Regions from separate parts of the Mus musculus genome. Here region 1 is linked to region 2. A link is a loop called in an ENCODE intact Hi-C map of the cell type or tissue named here. Cell type or tissue: heart. All regions are shown on one strand. Links, peaks and the distances in the headings refer to the core of each region. The heading gives the core; the rest is flanking DNA. Region 1 holds the start of Trip4 (thyroid hormone receptor interactor 4). Region 2 overlaps Csnk1g1 (casein kinase 1, gamma 1).

Evidence for each region. Hi-C counts contacts between places; a loop is a spot of excess contacts. Peaks named below come from ENCODE experiments on the same cell type or tissue, not always from the same donor. Only the 100,000 strongest peaks of a DNase experiment are listed, where the experiment ranks them.
Region 1: it touches region 2 in a loop (4-fold over the local background); 16 of 42 quality-filtered maps call a loop at or near these places.

What each region holds. Positions count from the first base shown.
Region 1 is chr9:65,905,275-65,913,610 of GRCm38, reverse strand. Trip4 (thyroid hormone receptor interactor 4) reads left to right here and starts at 4,817. Exons shown (of 14, transcript NM_001357872.1): 1 at 4,817-5,172. Csnk1g1 (casein kinase 1, gamma 1) reads right to left here and starts at 4,601. Exons shown (of 14, transcript NM_173185.2): 1 at 4,443-4,601. In heart, for the core only: CTCF peaks have their summits at 4,197 and 5,089 (motif pointing left); a DNase peak (open chromatin) is centred at 4,660; H3K4me3 peaks cover 2,388 bases; H3K27ac peaks cover 1,502 bases.
Region 2 is chr9:66,000,582-66,008,917 of GRCm38, reverse strand. Csnk1g1 (casein kinase 1, gamma 1) reads right to left here. Exons shown (of 14, transcript NM_173185.2): 7 at 6,637-6,871; 8 at 1,093-1,178. Among named protein-coding and RNA genes, the nearest start is that of Gm22657, 52 kb to the right of the region's middle. In heart, for the core only: a CTCF peak has its summit at 4,337 (motif pointing right); no DNase peak of the experiment used is centred there.

The sequences.
Region 1 (8,336 bases), core at 198-8,197, 95 kb after region 2:
CAAAAGTTTAAGGCCAGCCTTGACTATATAGCAAATTTGAAGCCAAATCCAGAACATTAAATAATTCAACAATTACCTTTATGCATTGTCTATTATTGTCCTATATAACGCAACATAACAATCCATGTTATTTAGTTACGTATTAATATTATATAATCTAAATCTACTGAGGGTTTGTATTTTTGAAAAATAATCTGATGAATTCAAAGCCACAAAACATGGGAGGGGGAGGAAAGAAGGAATGTGAAACAGATGGCAACTCATTTTTTCCCTGAGTCCATCTTGAACACAATCCCAATAATGTCAAAATCCAATTTAGCTTTCTAAATAAGAAATCTATAAAACTTAAAATGGTAATTCTCAAGCAAATTCACTCTTTTCCTCTCCCCAGCTTCTCGGAGATTCTATATTAGGCCCCAGTGGATAGAGTCGCTGTGAAGGAAAAACTATCATTCTACAAATCCAAAGTTCTTCCAGGAAAGTCTACTATGTATGTAAAGCCACTGAAGCAGTTACTACCAAACTGGTGACATTAAAATCTAACTACATTCTATTTTATATCTTAATATAAAGGTTATTTTATATACTAACATAAATATTAAAAATTAATAGCCTTAATATAAAGATTATTTAACTTAATTAGAAGCTAAATAACCATTTCCATAAAATACGGTATAAGGTAGGAACAAGCTCAGGAGAGAAAAGTCCCATGGTTACAGTAAAAACAAAGTAGTTTCTGGACTTTTTTTATTTTTAACATTTCCACAGTAATTCTTTTGCTCCTGGTTTAACAGCACCACAACATAACTAACTATTGTGCTGATTCTATGATTTTACTATATTGTGCATATGTACAAATGTATGTGTCTATGTCCTTATACACATCTCCTCTATTATGCCTAAACTTTTTAACATCATCAAAGAGCTGTTCAAGAAGGGTCAACAGTTCTTAGATTCCCTCACCAGCAAATTCCACAACTGACAACTGCAAAGATCTCTGGCTTGGTCACAGACTTCTTGTGGAAGAGATCACTAGGGAAAGTATATCCAATGGTTTTGTATTTGTGGCATATAATTTAGGCAGAATTTTCACACCAAATAGCTATTATCCTATTCCTTATATGAAAAATAAATGGATTAACATTTTATAAAAAGACAGGTAAAAGACAGACAGTGCTGAGAGCTAGCAAGACAACATAACTTCAACTTTAAGTAATGAAAAATAACAACTCAAAAAACATAGCCAAAAAACCTAGATATGAATTTAAGAATGTTCCCTTTAAAAACGCCATTTGGAAATTTGAATCACCACACCAAAAAGCCTCAATCAGAGCAAAACATAATTTCAACCCTGCTTCTAAAACGTTATTTAGCCGGACGTGGTGGCGCACGCCTTTAATCCCAGCACTTGGGAGGCAGAGGCAGGCAGAGGCAGGCAGAGGCGGATTTCTGAGTTCGAGGCCAGCCTGGTCTACATAGTGAGTCAAAGGACAACCAGGGCTACACAGAGAAACCCTGTCTCAAAAAACAAAACAAAACAACAACAAAAAACAAAAACAAAAAAAAGGATGTTATTATATTCAGCCCCTTTGAATATAAAGTATATTTGAAATGTTTTAAACTAACCACAGGGACTGAAGAGATGGCTCAGCTGTTAAAGGTACTGACTGCTCTTCCAGAGGACTAAGGTTCAAATCCTAGCACCCACATGGCAGCTCATAACTGTCTGTAACTCCAAGATGTCACACAGAGACACATGCAGGCAAAACATCAATGCACATAAAATAAAAGTACATAACTAAAGTATATATAAAAGATTACTAACCAGAAAGAAAACCTGTTAGTCGAAAATCCAACAGAAGCTGTGATGATGCCTGCTTTTAGTCCCAGCACTTGGGGAGCAGAGGCAAACGGATTTTTGTGAGTTCCAAGTAAATCTGCTATACAAAACAATTTCTGAACCAGCCAAGGTTACACAGTGAAACCCTTTTCCAAAAAGAAAAGAAAAGACCAACATAATAGGCTACAGAGGAAAAACCAATCCATCAATAAATGGGGTTTGGAAGCACATGCCTTTAATCCCAGCACTTGAGAGTCAAAAACAGGTGGATCTCAGTGAGTTCAAGGCCATCTTGATCTACCAAGGGTCCAGGACAGCCAGGACTACACAGAGAAACCCTGTCTCAAACAAACAAACAGGCTACAAAGAACTACAATTTTAAATCCACAAGGCAAGTAAGCATATGTCAATATTTCATTTTCTAAAATCATTTCTACATTCTGATTACTAATGATTTAGAAGGAGGAATTTATTGTATTTTCATTTATTCATTTTATAGTTTATATAAGAATTTTCTAGAAGTCAAGTGAATTATCAAACAGCTGTAACCCCAACACTCCAGGGGAAAGAGTATCTCACGATCAAGGCCAGCCTGAGTTTACATGATAAGTCAGTCTCAAAATAACAAAACAAAACTAAGTTTTGCTAATCTTATAATCTAAGATGGGTCATGCAAGTGATGTTGACCTTACAATTACTATTTTATGCCCCAAGTTTAACTTCCATTAAGAAGACACGTGATTTAAGATTTAAGTAAGTTACTTATGTTTTTTATTTCAATCCATGCTATATCTAACAGCATAAAGATTATCTGAGAAGAACCTATAAAATGTACTTTGGTCATTTCAAAAAAATAAACATATTGTACTTAATATGGGCTTTAGGAAACTATTGATAATTGCATTTTATGCTACATATGATCAATTTCTAGGATCTAAAGTTGTATCTCAATAGTGAAAACTGTGTGAGACCGTTCTGAACTGAATGCTCAGAACTACAAAATAAAGAATAATAAAGCCGGGCAGTGGTGGTGCATGCCTTTAATCCCAGCACTGGGGAGGCAGAGGCAGGCGGAGCTCTGTGAGTACAATACAACCTGGTCTACAGAGTGACTTCCAGGCCAGCCAGAGCGTGAGTGTGTGTGTGTGTGTGTGTGTGTGTGTGAGACAAAAACAAAAACAAAACAACAACAACAACAACAACAACAACAAAAAACCCAAACCTCGAATTCCTGCCGTATACTATTTGAATATTATCAGTTTCTTTTTCAAAAATCCCCTTCCACTAAGTTGGGCTCCCTTAACTATGTTGACTAATGACAACCTTGAAATTCAAAGGTGCTTGTTTTAAATGGAGTTATATAAGTAATCACCTCTCTTTTGACACTGACTAGAATTTAATTCCTCCTTGTGAAGAGGCTGAAACTGTTAGTCTGTGACTTGACCAAAGTCAACAACTAGTTAAGAGGCAAAGGCGGGTTCATTCCCAGAATTATCTTTCTCAAAGCCAATACTTCCACTTGAACATAATTATCTCCTTAAAAGATTAAGAGAGAGTTCAATCATTGGAAAGGGACTCTTGTCCCTTGTCTCTCTAAATGTTCACTAGTTCTTCTAAGACATATACTATACTTCCTACAATTCAGTCACTTAAACAAAATGAAGATAGCATTTCTAATTCGTTTAAACCACAAAAGGATTACTGGCAGGTGAGAAAGAGGTTGAAAAAGGCTTGCCTAAACATGTCTCATCTAGACCTCTAAATATGGATTTCCTAGTGGTTTTTTTAAAGCATGCTCATTTACAAGGCTACGTTTGAATATAGTCAGATGCCTTCCAGTATTGCATTTTCTAAGAAAATTCATACCAGACTCATATCGGTCTGGGAGACTGCTAGAATATGCCATTCTGGCACTTTGCAAATATCCGAAAAATCATCCGGGGGCAACAAACCCAGTTTCACACTCTTGTTTTACGACGTGATGCGTACCCACTTAGGGGACAACGCTCCTATAGGGCGCCCTGCCGAGAGAGCAATAAAGGAAGAAGCGGGGGAAGCGCACGGAAGTTGGGTGGAGGGAGGTCTCATTACCCACTCTTCTGCCCTACCTCTGCCAAGGGCGGCTCCACGGTGCCCAGCCGACACGAAACCCTTACAAGCCCTCGAAGCCCGGCTCTGTCCCAACAGAGAGTCCGGGACGCGGACAATGTGAAGCACAGGATGACCACAGTCACCTCTCCAAGTCTATACCCTTGATTTCGGCCCTGGATGATGCTCCCCCTTCTTTTCGGAGCTGGCACTCCAGGTGGGAAACTCCCGGTCTGCATTGGCCGAAGTCCCTGCTTCAGAAAGGGCGCCTCCTGCGACCGGGTCTAACCCGCAACCCGCAACTCTTTGCACGCAGGGACCCTGGTCCCTCTGTCCCGCCCCCGCAACCCTCCACGGACAGGCCCGCGCCCCACCCGGGATTCCCGAGTCCACTGCCCCGCCCCAGCGAAGGGCTCCTAAAGCCCCCACCCCACCCCCCCCACACACACACGTACACACACACACACATCTCAGACTCCAGTCTCCCAGACCCAGTCGAAGCCAGAGTACCTACCTAAATCAGCGGTGCTCCAGTGTTCCAAGGGGGCGGGCGCGGTCCCCTCCCCGAGGCGCCTACTGCTTCTCTCAACCACCCCTTAAGCCGCAGCTTTGCTTTCCCAGGAGCGGGAGGGAGCGGAGGGAGCGGAGGAGGCGGAGGGGAGGGGGAAGACCAGTTGAGGGGCGGCCGAGCCAAGCCGGAAGTACTAATGCAGGTCCCACCCACCTCCTGGAGCCGCAGAGCATCCTCGTTCTTCTGATAGGACAAACCCCTGTCGTCGCTGTGAAATTCAGACCACCACTTCCGGGTCGTTAATGCTGCGGCCCCTCCTTAGCAACAGCGTGGGGTTGCTAAGCGGAAGTGCCTTTAAATACCCCCCTTCCCCCCCCATTTCTTCGGGGACTGTTGGTAAGTGGGTTGGGAGCTTCGTTTTCTCATTTGGAAATGTTTTTAGGCCTTTAGTTTACAATGTTAGGCCAGGTAAACCCTTCGCTGCAGCAGGTAGTAGGCCCAACGTAGCTGCTTCCATCAGTTGGTCTCTGACACCAGCTCCAAACTACACACACCTCCTGGAATCCTGGGCCATCTCGGCAGCTCCTCCCAAAGCTCCTCTCCAGGCCCCTTGCGGGAGCTTCTTTCTCACTGTCTAGCAAGCATCTCCCTCTGGTGGATTTCCTGTCGTTTCAACCAGACTTTTGCATGCATTTCGTTCTGAACCGGCTCCAGAAGTCGAACAGTGAAGTGGGTAAGAAAGTTTTGTCTTACCTTGTCTTTTCTTTTTTCTTTTTTTTTTTTTTTTTAAGGATTTAACGTTTTTATGTGTGACCTGGAAATAACCTAGCTATATTTGAGTCTATGAAAATTGACCAGAGTAATATTATTATTGTTATTCCATAAAACGGGGGAGTTGGGGGAGACAAAGAATGCCGGTAATCTCGCTTGAGTAGGAAGACAACTAAGCCTCCCATCAGAATAAACCAACATACCTATACGGTGACTAAGAAAGGTGTCCATAAAAACCCTCATTTAGGCTGGGGATTTAGGTCTGTGATACAAAACTTGCCTGGCATGCCCAAGGTCTTTAGTTCGATTCCCAGGCATCGAAGAAAGGAAGGGAGGCAAGGAGACTCATTTACTGGACATGACAAGCAGACCTGTAATGCTTAGACTCCAGAGGAAAAGCGAGGATAGTAACTCCAAGGCCTAGACTACATGGTCAGTCCCAGTTTTAAAACATTTTACCTAACATACCCGAGGCATAAGTTCACTCTTTGAAAAAACTGGAAAACTATGGTGGAGACCAAAGCCAACAAAATAACCCCCTGTAACGACCCCTATAATTATAGTAATTATATTTTTAGAGAAACCTGGGGTGGGGGATAAAACCATCACTTGACTGTATTATTTTTTGAGTCTGAATCTCACTTTGAAGCCCTGGATGACTGATCAGGTAATGTCTATGTAGACCAGGCTGGCCCTGAATTCAGAGACCCACCTTCCTCTTCTCCCAGGTGCTGGGATTTAAAGCGTTCACTACCGGGATGGACCGGCTTTCCTATTTTAACTTTAACTTCTGAATTTTTCTCATCTACATCAGTGGATACACTTGCAACTGTAAGACCCGATTTTATTGGTCACAAAATTATTAGTAGACTGTTGTTTACCTCAGCTAAGACAGAAAACTAATTTTGGTAATTGAAAAGTAACACTAGGCCTTTTCATTTCCTAGACTCATAGGATGGCATTAAATTGATCCATCCTAGGCAGTCAACTCTGCAAAGCTTTTAAGAAACCACTTTAGGCTCAAATGTACCAGCAGTTGGTTATTAAGTCTAAAATAGTTCCATTCCCTACCCCCACCATCATCGTGTATACAATTGGAAATACACACACACACACACACACAAACACACACACACACAATCTGGGTCAGTGATGAGTGTTACAGTAGTTTAGTATTTCACCTGCCAGCAGGTCTAAATTCCAAACTTTAAATTCTAAAATAAATATAAGTCCAACATGCAACAGTTTACAATACATCTAAAGAACTAGAACATGTTTATGGTTTAAAAAAATGTGGCCTATAGAAATTGGTGCCTCATCAAATAAAATTCAGTTAGAACTAACCATAAGCTTAAGCTAATGTGGAAATGCACCTTCATCTGCAGAGCTCTCTGTCCACTGCCTGAGGTGGTTTACAAGCAGCATTTAGCTCCTTTCCTATAGCCTTGGGGTTTTTTAATTCACTGTTCTATTAATATATGAAAATCTGGATTGAGTCCTAAATAACCACATGAGCTTTTTTTTTTTTTTAAAGATTTATTTATTCACTTAATGTATGAGTACACTGTTGCTGCCTTCAGACACCCCAGAAGAGGGCATCGGATCCCATTACAGATGGTTGTGAGCCACCCTGTGGTTGCTGGGAATGGAACTCAGGACCTCTGGAAGAACAGTTGGTGCTCTTAACCACTGAGCCATCTTTCCAGCCCCACATGAGCTTTTGTTTGTTTGTTTGTTTTGCTTTTCGAGACAGGGTTTCTCTGTGTAGCCCTGGCTGTCCTGGAACTCACTCTATAGATCAGGCTTGCCTTGAACTCAGAAATCCTCCTGCCTCTGCCTCCCAAGTGCTGGGATTAAAAGCGTGCACCACCACCATTGCCTGACCACATGAGCTTTTATAATTCTTTCATTTTCAACATAGTCATGCTTAGAGGCCTGGGAAGGTGAGTTGCAAAGTCCTACACTACAACTGCCTATGTGGGCTTAACTACAAAAATCTTATTCTCTTTATTATATTTATTTGTGTATGTGTTGGTGCTGACATACCATTGTGAATGTGGAGGTCAAAGGATGTGTTGAAGGAGTCCCTTCTCCTTTTCAACCATATCGATGGTCTAGAGACTGAGCTCAAGGCGGCAGGTTTGGCATTGGTAGTCGCTCTACCCTTTGAGTGATTTTGCTGGCCGAGGAATCTATACTCTTAATATGAGCTATAAAACAGTAGCATATATATAGGCTAGATCCCGAATAGCCTTCACAACCAGTGCAGTACCCTCATCATATATGACTAATATGGGACTTTCAGCCTCCTAACAGTGTCTTTTTATATTCACTTTTTAATTTTTTCTTTTTTAAAATTATTTATTTTATGTATATGAGTATACACTGTAGCTGTAGAGATAGTTGTGAGCCTTGATCTGGTTGTTGGTCAACCCTGCTCACTCCAGTTGGCCCTACTCACTCAAACCCTGCTTACTCTAGCCCAAAGATTTGTTTTTGTTGTTTCTTTTGTTTGTTTGTTTGTTTTTGAGACAGGGTTTCTCTGTATAGTCCTGGCTATCCTGGAACTCACTCTGTAGACCAGGCTGGCCTCGAACTCAGAAATTCGCCTGCCTCTGCCTCCCAAGTGCTGGGATTAAAGGCGTCCAGGCTTGGCCCAAAGATTTATTTATTTATTTATTTATTATTATTATTATTATTATAAATAAGTACATTGTAGCTACCTTCAGACGTGCCAGAAGAGGGTGTCAGATCTCATGGGTGGTTATAAGCCACCATGTGGTTGCTGGGAATTGAAATACTCTTCGGAAGAGCAGTCAGTGCTCTTACTCACTGAACCATCTCACCAGCCCCTTCATTTTATTTTCTTTGAAATGACTTAAAAAATTAAATTGTGCATGGTGCCTGTGTACATCACTTCAGAAACTGAGTGAGGAGGATTGATATGAATTCTAACCCAGCCTGGACTAAACAACAAAAAGAACACATTTGATATGTAATTAGTACTGAAACCTTGTTTGAGGCCTCGCTATGGTAGCATACAGCTGGAACTCAGAAGACAGATAAGATCACACTCAAGGCCATCTGAGTTACAAACAATAAAATAAAAATATGTACTGCTAGAGC
Region 2 (8,336 bases), core at 89-8,088:
GAAAAATTTAAGAAAAGAATTTTTTAGAGAATAGGAGGGTCTGGCTGTAGCTCAGAGAAAGGACATTTGCGGAGAATGTACAAGGCCTCGTGTTTAATTAGTGAGAATGAATGGGTGTAGAAGTCATGTCATAGAAAGCACGGGAAAATGGATTATTTTGCCTACCTGGAGGAAGGAAGTATATTAATACCTCAAATTACAGATTAAGTATCTTTCCATATTAAGAAATAAATTACAACTAAAAATATACCTTATATCTGACTATGTAAAAGGCTTCGGGAAGGGTTAGAAAATTAAGTTTCCTAGTAACAGCTACAGGGTAATCATAATGCCTATTACTGTATTAAGAGTTTATGCCGGGTGTGGTGGCGCACGCCTTTAATCCCAGCACTGGGGAGGCAGACGCAGGAGGATTTCTGAGTTCCAGGACAGCCAGGGCTACACAGAGAAACCCTGTCTCGAACCCCCCCCCCCCCAAAAAAAAAGGAGTTTACTCACATCTACCTAAAGAAACATCTACCTAAAAAACCTTATGCTTGTAAGAAATGGCTATTATTTGAAAGTTATTTATTCAATAATGTATTTAAACAAACAGCAGTGTGAAGCCTGAATCTTTTTCTGCTATTTTTGTTAAGGTGAATCCTTTATCTATGTAGGATTAATATATATTTCCTAGTTCTCCTTAGGAGCCTGGAAAAACCCTGTTGGCTTTTTTGGTAAATGTGTAGCAGATGCTGTCATTGTTTTGTTGTAAAAATTTCCAATAGCTGGGGAACACTCCTCCTTGAGAGTGATGATGTGGAGGAGGGCCACCAACACGATGAGAAAAGCAGCACTGCCTCGGCTGGGAGGAGGGAGGGGAGGAAGGAGAATGGCAGAGAGGCAGGAGTTAGGATAGGAAGGTGGTGAGGAAGCCAAATGTGAACAGAGCTCCCCAAGCCCAGGTGACCAACATTTTACAACGTGGACTAATGTCACAAGCCTTGCTTCTCATCTTGGAAACCAACCTTCCCCTTTGTGCTTTTTAGAGACACCACCCTAGGCAGCCCTTTCATTATCAACTGAGCAGACAAAAAGCACTTTCAAGGATACCTTGAGTCCTTGCCAGGGTAGGCTGCCTCGGAGGAAGTACATGAACATATGGCCTAAGGCTTCCAAATCATCTCGCCGGCTTTGCTCTAGGAGGGAAGACAGATCACACACATTATGTTTGCAGTTATTAAAGCAGAAAGAGCTTTAAAACCAAACAATCCCTCCCGAAGCCCTTCTGCTCTAGAAAGGCTCTTCTTACTAATCTTTGTACACTTGAACCAGGAATAATATTTTAGATTAAAATTGAAAAACAATAGGTGGCCATCCTTTGCTGCTAACAAGTAAAGAGCAAGTGAAGAGTAAATTCTAAATCCCAACCAAGACCCAATGCTAGCTACTGGGCAAAGCACTCCGGATTCAACACCTGCATGAGCATGGGATTACACATAAACAAACAGGACTTGTTTAGTTTGGTTATCACAAGGAAAACAGGCAGTAGTCTGCACAGCTGACTGTCCCAGCTGAGGCAGTCCACTTGGACTAGGCCCACAGAGATACAAGATGCAGAATACCTAGTATACATGTTAGCAAAATTTTTCCCAAGACAGGGTTTCTTTGTGTAGCTCTGGCTATCTGTCATTGTATACACCAGGCTGGCCTGGAACTCACAGAGATCTGCCTGCCCTGGGATTAAAGGCAAGCACCCCCCACCCCCACCCCCACGTTTAGCAATTTTAACTCATCACAAAAATGAACACTTTAGTTTCTTCTTTTTTTTTTTTTTTTTTTTTTTTAGTTTCTTCTTCTTTTTTTTTTTTCCCCTTCGAGACAGGGTTTCTCTGTATAGTTCTGGCTGTCCTGGAACTTACTCTGTAGACCAGGCTGGTCTTGAACTCAGAAATCTGACTGCCTCTGCCTCCCAAGTGCTGGGGTTAAAGGCGTATGCCACCACCACCCGGCAATACTTTAGTTTCAAGTCAGCAGAGAACAATATATCACTTCTTGGTTAACATCCCACTTGAACCAAGTATTCCACAATCACCTTAAAACTAAAAAACGGTTTAACATTAAAAGTGTCCTCTCTGGATACACAAAACAAGTTGCTGTCTTTGGAACTTGACTACGTTTCTAGCTTTTCTCTCCTTTGAAATAGGAAGATAAGTTAGTAACTATGGAATAGTTGACAAGATCTTTGGATGTCAACACTAAATACTAACTAGTATATGCATCTACTTTGAACTTACCAGTTATGGCTCATCAAGGCATTTATTATTTATTGTTCTTGTTTTACAGAGATAGGCTTTAATGTAGCACAAGACAGTCTCAAATCGCTATGTACCTCAGGATGATCATCCTGTCTCCACTTCTCAAGTGTTCAAAGTACAGGCATGATTTGTATTTACTTTTTGTTTTAGCCAAGTTTAGAGCTTCTCCAAAAGAGATTACAGCTGGGCTTGGCGGTGTACATCTTTAACCCTAGCACTAAAGAGGCAGAGGCAGATGATCTTGGTGAGTTCATGGCCAGCTTGGACTAAATGATACCCTGGCTGGAATCGGGGATATGTATGTGTATGTGTGTGTGTGTATACACATAAGGAGAATTAAGAGACTACCTTGAATGTGTCTTATTTAAGACAGGTGGGCCTAAAACTCATGATCCTTGTACCTCAGCTTCCCAAGTGTTGGTATTACAGGACTACGTCCCACCACTTTGCTTAGTTATCGCTTTCAACTTGATTCTAATCTTCTGAACTCAAAGTAAAATCCAAGATTGTCATCTAGGCTGGGAAAGTCACAGACTAAAAATACAGCACAACATAGCATAGCTGCTGTCTCAAATTATGGGAAACTTGCACAAGAAGGAATGAGTAGTGATACTGTAAACCTGGTCAAAGTGTCATGCTCTTTGGAAATGGGCCTAAGTGGGAAACCTGCTATTGTTTTTTACTTAAAGACACGTCAAGCTGCCTACTAAATATTTATGTTTAGACCCATATATTAGTGCTGTTCTCCACTTTTGCCAGAAAAGTTTCTGAGAGACTCCAAACTGCTGAGTGCTTCCCCTAGTGGGCTATCTCTACCCTCCAGAAAAGCTCAAGGGCATCACAGAAGGAGGTGTGGGAAGAACGTAAAGGCTGAGGATGGAAAAGAGTGCTATATAAACGACAGTCTTTGGGACAGGACATGGCCACTGCACTCATCAACTTACAGCAGCCAGCCAATAACTCCAGTGTGGGTGGGGGATGCTCCTGAGGCTCAGCTGAGGAGTGAATGACAACTGATGGTTGCTGGAGGAAGAGGAAGTCAGTTTATTTTGGCTTATGCTCTTGAAGGCAGCACTAACTGGACTCAGTGGGTTATTCAGAAGAGGAGGAGGAAGAAAAGGAAAAGATGAAGGTGAGAGGAGCATTGTTGGAAGAGGTCCAGGAGGAGTTGGAGGGTTAGTAATATAGATTTACACACACACACACACACACACACACACACGTCAAATAAACAAGAAATATTTTAACAACATAAAAATGAACAGTACTCTACAGAGTAGATGAACTGTTTCAACTTAAAAGCTTTCATTCTGTTACTGTCACCTGTGCATATCACTGTTCCTTGCTACTACTTCATAGTTGCCCTCTAAACAGTTCCTACATCATACACCTTCCAGCTCACCTTCTTCATTTGAGGGTGACCCTGTCTGAAAAGGCAACTTTATAAATAGTACTATGACAGAAGGGGGATTTTCCTTAACTTTTTGTTTTGTTTTTGAGGATGATGTCTCATTTGGTAGACCAGGCTAGCCTGGAATTCACTATGAAACTCAGGCAAGCCTTGGACTTCTGGTGATCCTCCTGCCTTCTGCTTATACAATGCTGAGAATACAGAAATGGGCCACTATGCCTGACAAAAAGGGTTTTGAAAAGGCAGTTTCTAATAAAAAAAAAGGAGACACCCATGACTGGGGCATAATTTTGTGAAGGGTCTTCCTTGAATGAACAGGTCCTGGATTAAAACTAAGAATAAAAGGAGGGGAAAAGCGTTTAAAAGGATGTAAGAAAACACAAGCTCTCCAGACAGTTTGGCCTACGTGAGGTGTCTGAAATTTGCAATAAAATGTTATGGGATTGAAAACAAGTAGTCAGACAAAAAGTTTGTTAACAGAGCATAGGAAATGAGGAGAGGAGCAGAGCATGTGAGGTGAGCAGACAGACAGGGAAGCACAGTGGGAGAGTTTCCCACACGGCATCACACCTCTGCTTTTATATCTGTTTCCTGTACGTAACAGGAAGCCTGGGGAGGATAAAAAAATTCCCTAGGCGAATGCTTCAATTGTAGCTAAGTGAGCACTAGAGGGCGAGCTCTCCACAGATTTACAATTTTCACACACACACACACACACACACACACACACACACACACACACACACCACACACACACAAATGATGTAGCTCTGTAAGTCCTGAGGAGAAAAAAAAAAGCATTGCTCTGGGACACAGAATAGAGAAACTATGACACCTAAAGTAGGTGTGAGACCTAGGTCTGTGCTCACTGTTCCTATTAACTCATATTAACACCATCTAGTAAAGTGAAAATGCAGCCAAGCCACCTACATTGGGCCTCAGTTTCTTATGTGAAAATAATGTGGCCATTTTAGGTAATTTGAAAAATCATTTTTGAGCTCTAAAAATTTATTTTTATCTATTTTTATTTTATTTTATTTTATTTTATTTTATTTTTGGTTTTTCAGGACAGTGTTTCTCTGTGTAGCCCTGGCTATCCTGGAACTCACTCTGTAGACCAGGCTGGCCTGGAACTCAGAAATCCACCTGCCTCTGCCTCCCGAGTGCTGGGATTAAAGGTGTGCACCACCACCTGGCTGAGCTCTAAAAATTTAAAATAATCAATATTAAACTATTAGGTCTTAAATCTTCATTTCTGTTTGTCTGCAGCTAGGTCTTAAAATGTAAATGAAAACCAGCACGTGCTGTCTCCATACTTGCTTGGATAGTCTGCACTGTAATGCAATAGGTAGGTCCTCCTCACTTTTCACAGTGGATTTGTTGTTGTTGTTGTTGTTGTTTTCAAAGAAGGGTTTCGCTACTAGGAAATGAACAAGACACAAATGTCTTCAACATGGTGGAGGCTCCCTTCAGGTTATAAGAAAAATGTGTTTGCTTTACAGGCACAACACCCCAATTTTAGGCTAATTGTATTTTGCTCAAAGAAAGAGTGTTCTCTAATTTTAGCCATTAAATAATGGTTTTAAACCTGGGCTGGGATGTTTTAATCAATGAGAGGTAGCTCATCTGATGTAGTGCCAGGAAGAACACCTTTTCCTTTGCTAACTTCCATTACAAAGTGAAGAGCACTTCTCTGAGCTATTTGACAATATATTTCCCAGGGTCTCCCTCCCTCATTACAACTTAAAAAAATATTACACATTTAAAAGCCAACAATATTAGAACTCCCATGGACACTTCTCTAGTGTGTGATACCTGAGATAGCATTTATGAGTTATGTTTTGTTTGAGACATGGTCTCACTAGGTAATCTCAATTGGCCTAAAACTTGCTATGGAGATGAGGTTGGTCTCAAACGTGGGGACCCATTTGCCTATGCCTCTAGAGTGCTGAAATTAAAGGTGTATGCTACTATACCCAATTACAAAAATTTTTATCAACACAGGGGCACATGTCTTTAGTTGCGGAATTTGAGAGTTAGAGGTATCCAGATCTCTGAGTTCAAGGCTACATAGTGAAACCCTGTCTTGATACACACACATACACCATGAGAGAGGGGGAGAGAGGTAGGGGGAGAGAGAGAGAGAGAGCGCGCTACAATATGTAGAGAAATGGAGAACAAACCTAATGGTAAGGCATATTAGATTTGACCTGAAGAGCACTTGGGCTCATGAAGCCTAACTTTGGAGATAATTCCAGTGGCAATCGCAGAACACCAACACGAGGAAGTGCTCTACTGTCATACAGGGTAGATGCTCAAAACATACTTTATAGAATAATAAAGATAATTGCCATGAGGGATAACCTACTGGGCTAATCATACTATCCACATCATGTTTTACCTGCATGTATGTCTGTGTACCACATGTGTTCCTGGTCCCAAAGAGTTCAGAACAGATCAGATTCCTTCCTTGGAACTAACGCTACAGCTGGTTATGAGCTGCCATGTGGGTGCTGAGAACCAAACCTGGTCTTCTGGAAGAGCAGCCAGTGCTCTTAACTGGTGAGCCATCTCTCCTGTCCCAGCACCCATGTTTAGTGAAACCCCTTCATTAACACAGGCCTGGCCTGATTTCCTCCTTTTACGTGTACAGAGTCATACACAAGTAAATAAATACAAGTCTCATTACTTAATGCAAATACTACTATCATCTTGCAATAACTCTTAAACTGCTGAAGAACGAAGCATCAGAAAACACAGAATTAAGATATATGAGAACATCACCAACTTACCATTCCACTCTCTCAAGTACAAAAAATGTCACTTACCTTATGATGCAGCAGATGGTACAAGTTGTAACTCACAGTGTAATGCATAGTCAGTGTTATGGGAAGAAGATGCTCACATAACCTGCCCCTTTCAACGCACCTTTGCCTAGATGTGTGTTGATAGACATGTATCTCGCAGTTCCAGTCAAACTTTTGTGCTCTCTGTAAGGTATGTGTTTTTTGGTTTCAGGATCAACATATTCCTTGGCCAGTCCAAAATCTATAATGTGTATTACATGCTCTTTCTTATTGCCTTGTCGGCCAATCAAGAAGTTCTCTGGTTTGACATCTCGGTAAATAAGATTCTTTGAGTGTACATACTCCATTCGAGAAAGCTAAAAGAAAGAAAAAATAATAATGGAAATACCTTGAAATAAGCAAGCTGGGGGAAGGAAAATCCAAAAAACTTTTTTTAGAGATGGGATTTCACTATGTAGCTTGACTGTCCTGGAACTTACAGAGATCTGCTTGCCTCTGCCTCCCAAGTGCTAGGGTCAAAGACATGTGCCACTATGCCTGGCCCAAATATTTCTTTTTAAAAATTATGTTTGTTTATTTACTTACTGTGGTGTGTGTGTGTGTGCATGAAAGTGCATTCATAGGTGTGTGTGGCAGTCAGAAGATAACGTGTAAGAGTCACTTCTTTCCTCCATGTGGACTGAGGGCTTAACCTTAACTTGTCAGACTTGGTGGCAAGTGCCTTTACCTGCTGAGTCATTTCACTGTGACCCCCCCCCACATTCACCCCGCCTCCCCAGTTTTATTCTTTCCTTCCCATTGTTCTGTATCACTCTGCTGTCTAGGCTAGGCCTTGAGCTCTTGGACTTAAGCAATCTTCTTATTTGGGTCTGCTAAGTAGCTGTCATCATAGATATGCCACTGTCCCTGGCTCAGCATAAGGTTTCTGAAACTAAAATGAAAACTCATCTCTTGCCTGGGTGTGGTAGTGTATGCCTTTAATCCAAGATAGATATCTATGAGTTCAATGCCAGCCTGGTCTACATAAGAAAGTTCCAGGCCAGCCAGGGTTACTGTGTAAGACCTTTTCTCCAAAAAAATAAAGTAACAACAACATCAGCCACTCTTTTTTTTTGGGGGGGGGGGGTGTTCGAGACAGGGAACTGTCCTGGAACTCACTCTGTAGACCAGGCTGGCCTCAAACTCAGAAATCCACCTGCCTTTGCCTCCCGAGTGCTGGGATTAAAGGTGTCTGCCACCACTGCCCGGCACATCATCCACTCTTATCTACCTCCCACTTTACTGACATAAACTAAAACTATATTTTAAGGTTTGTTTTATGATTTTACTCATGCATATGTATGTGTGTGTGCCTTCCTGAGTTTATATCTACCAATTGTGTGCCCACAAGGCCAGAGGCTATCAGATTCCCTGGAAATGGAGTTACAGGCAGTGTTAGTTATCTGATGTAGGTGCTGGGAACCAAATTCAGATTTTCTGTAAGAGCAATAACTGCTTTTAACTGCTTAATCTATCTCCAGCAAGCCCCCACATCCAAATACTTTTTGCTACAAACATATAACAACCATTAAGATTAAGAGAAAACAATGAGGTCACTAAGTTTGGCTAAGATGGTAATACTTTTACTTTATATATTGTAACTTGCAAATGTGCCCTCTGAGACAGGCGCTACTGCCACCTCACCTCCTGCCACACTTTCTATTGTTAGTTGCTTAGGACTCTTTAACCCCAATCTTGGTATTGCAGAAAGAAGAAAGCAGGGGCCCAGTAAAATGGATGCCTGCCTGACATTAGACAGCTGGCTGGCAGCAGGAGGAGGAT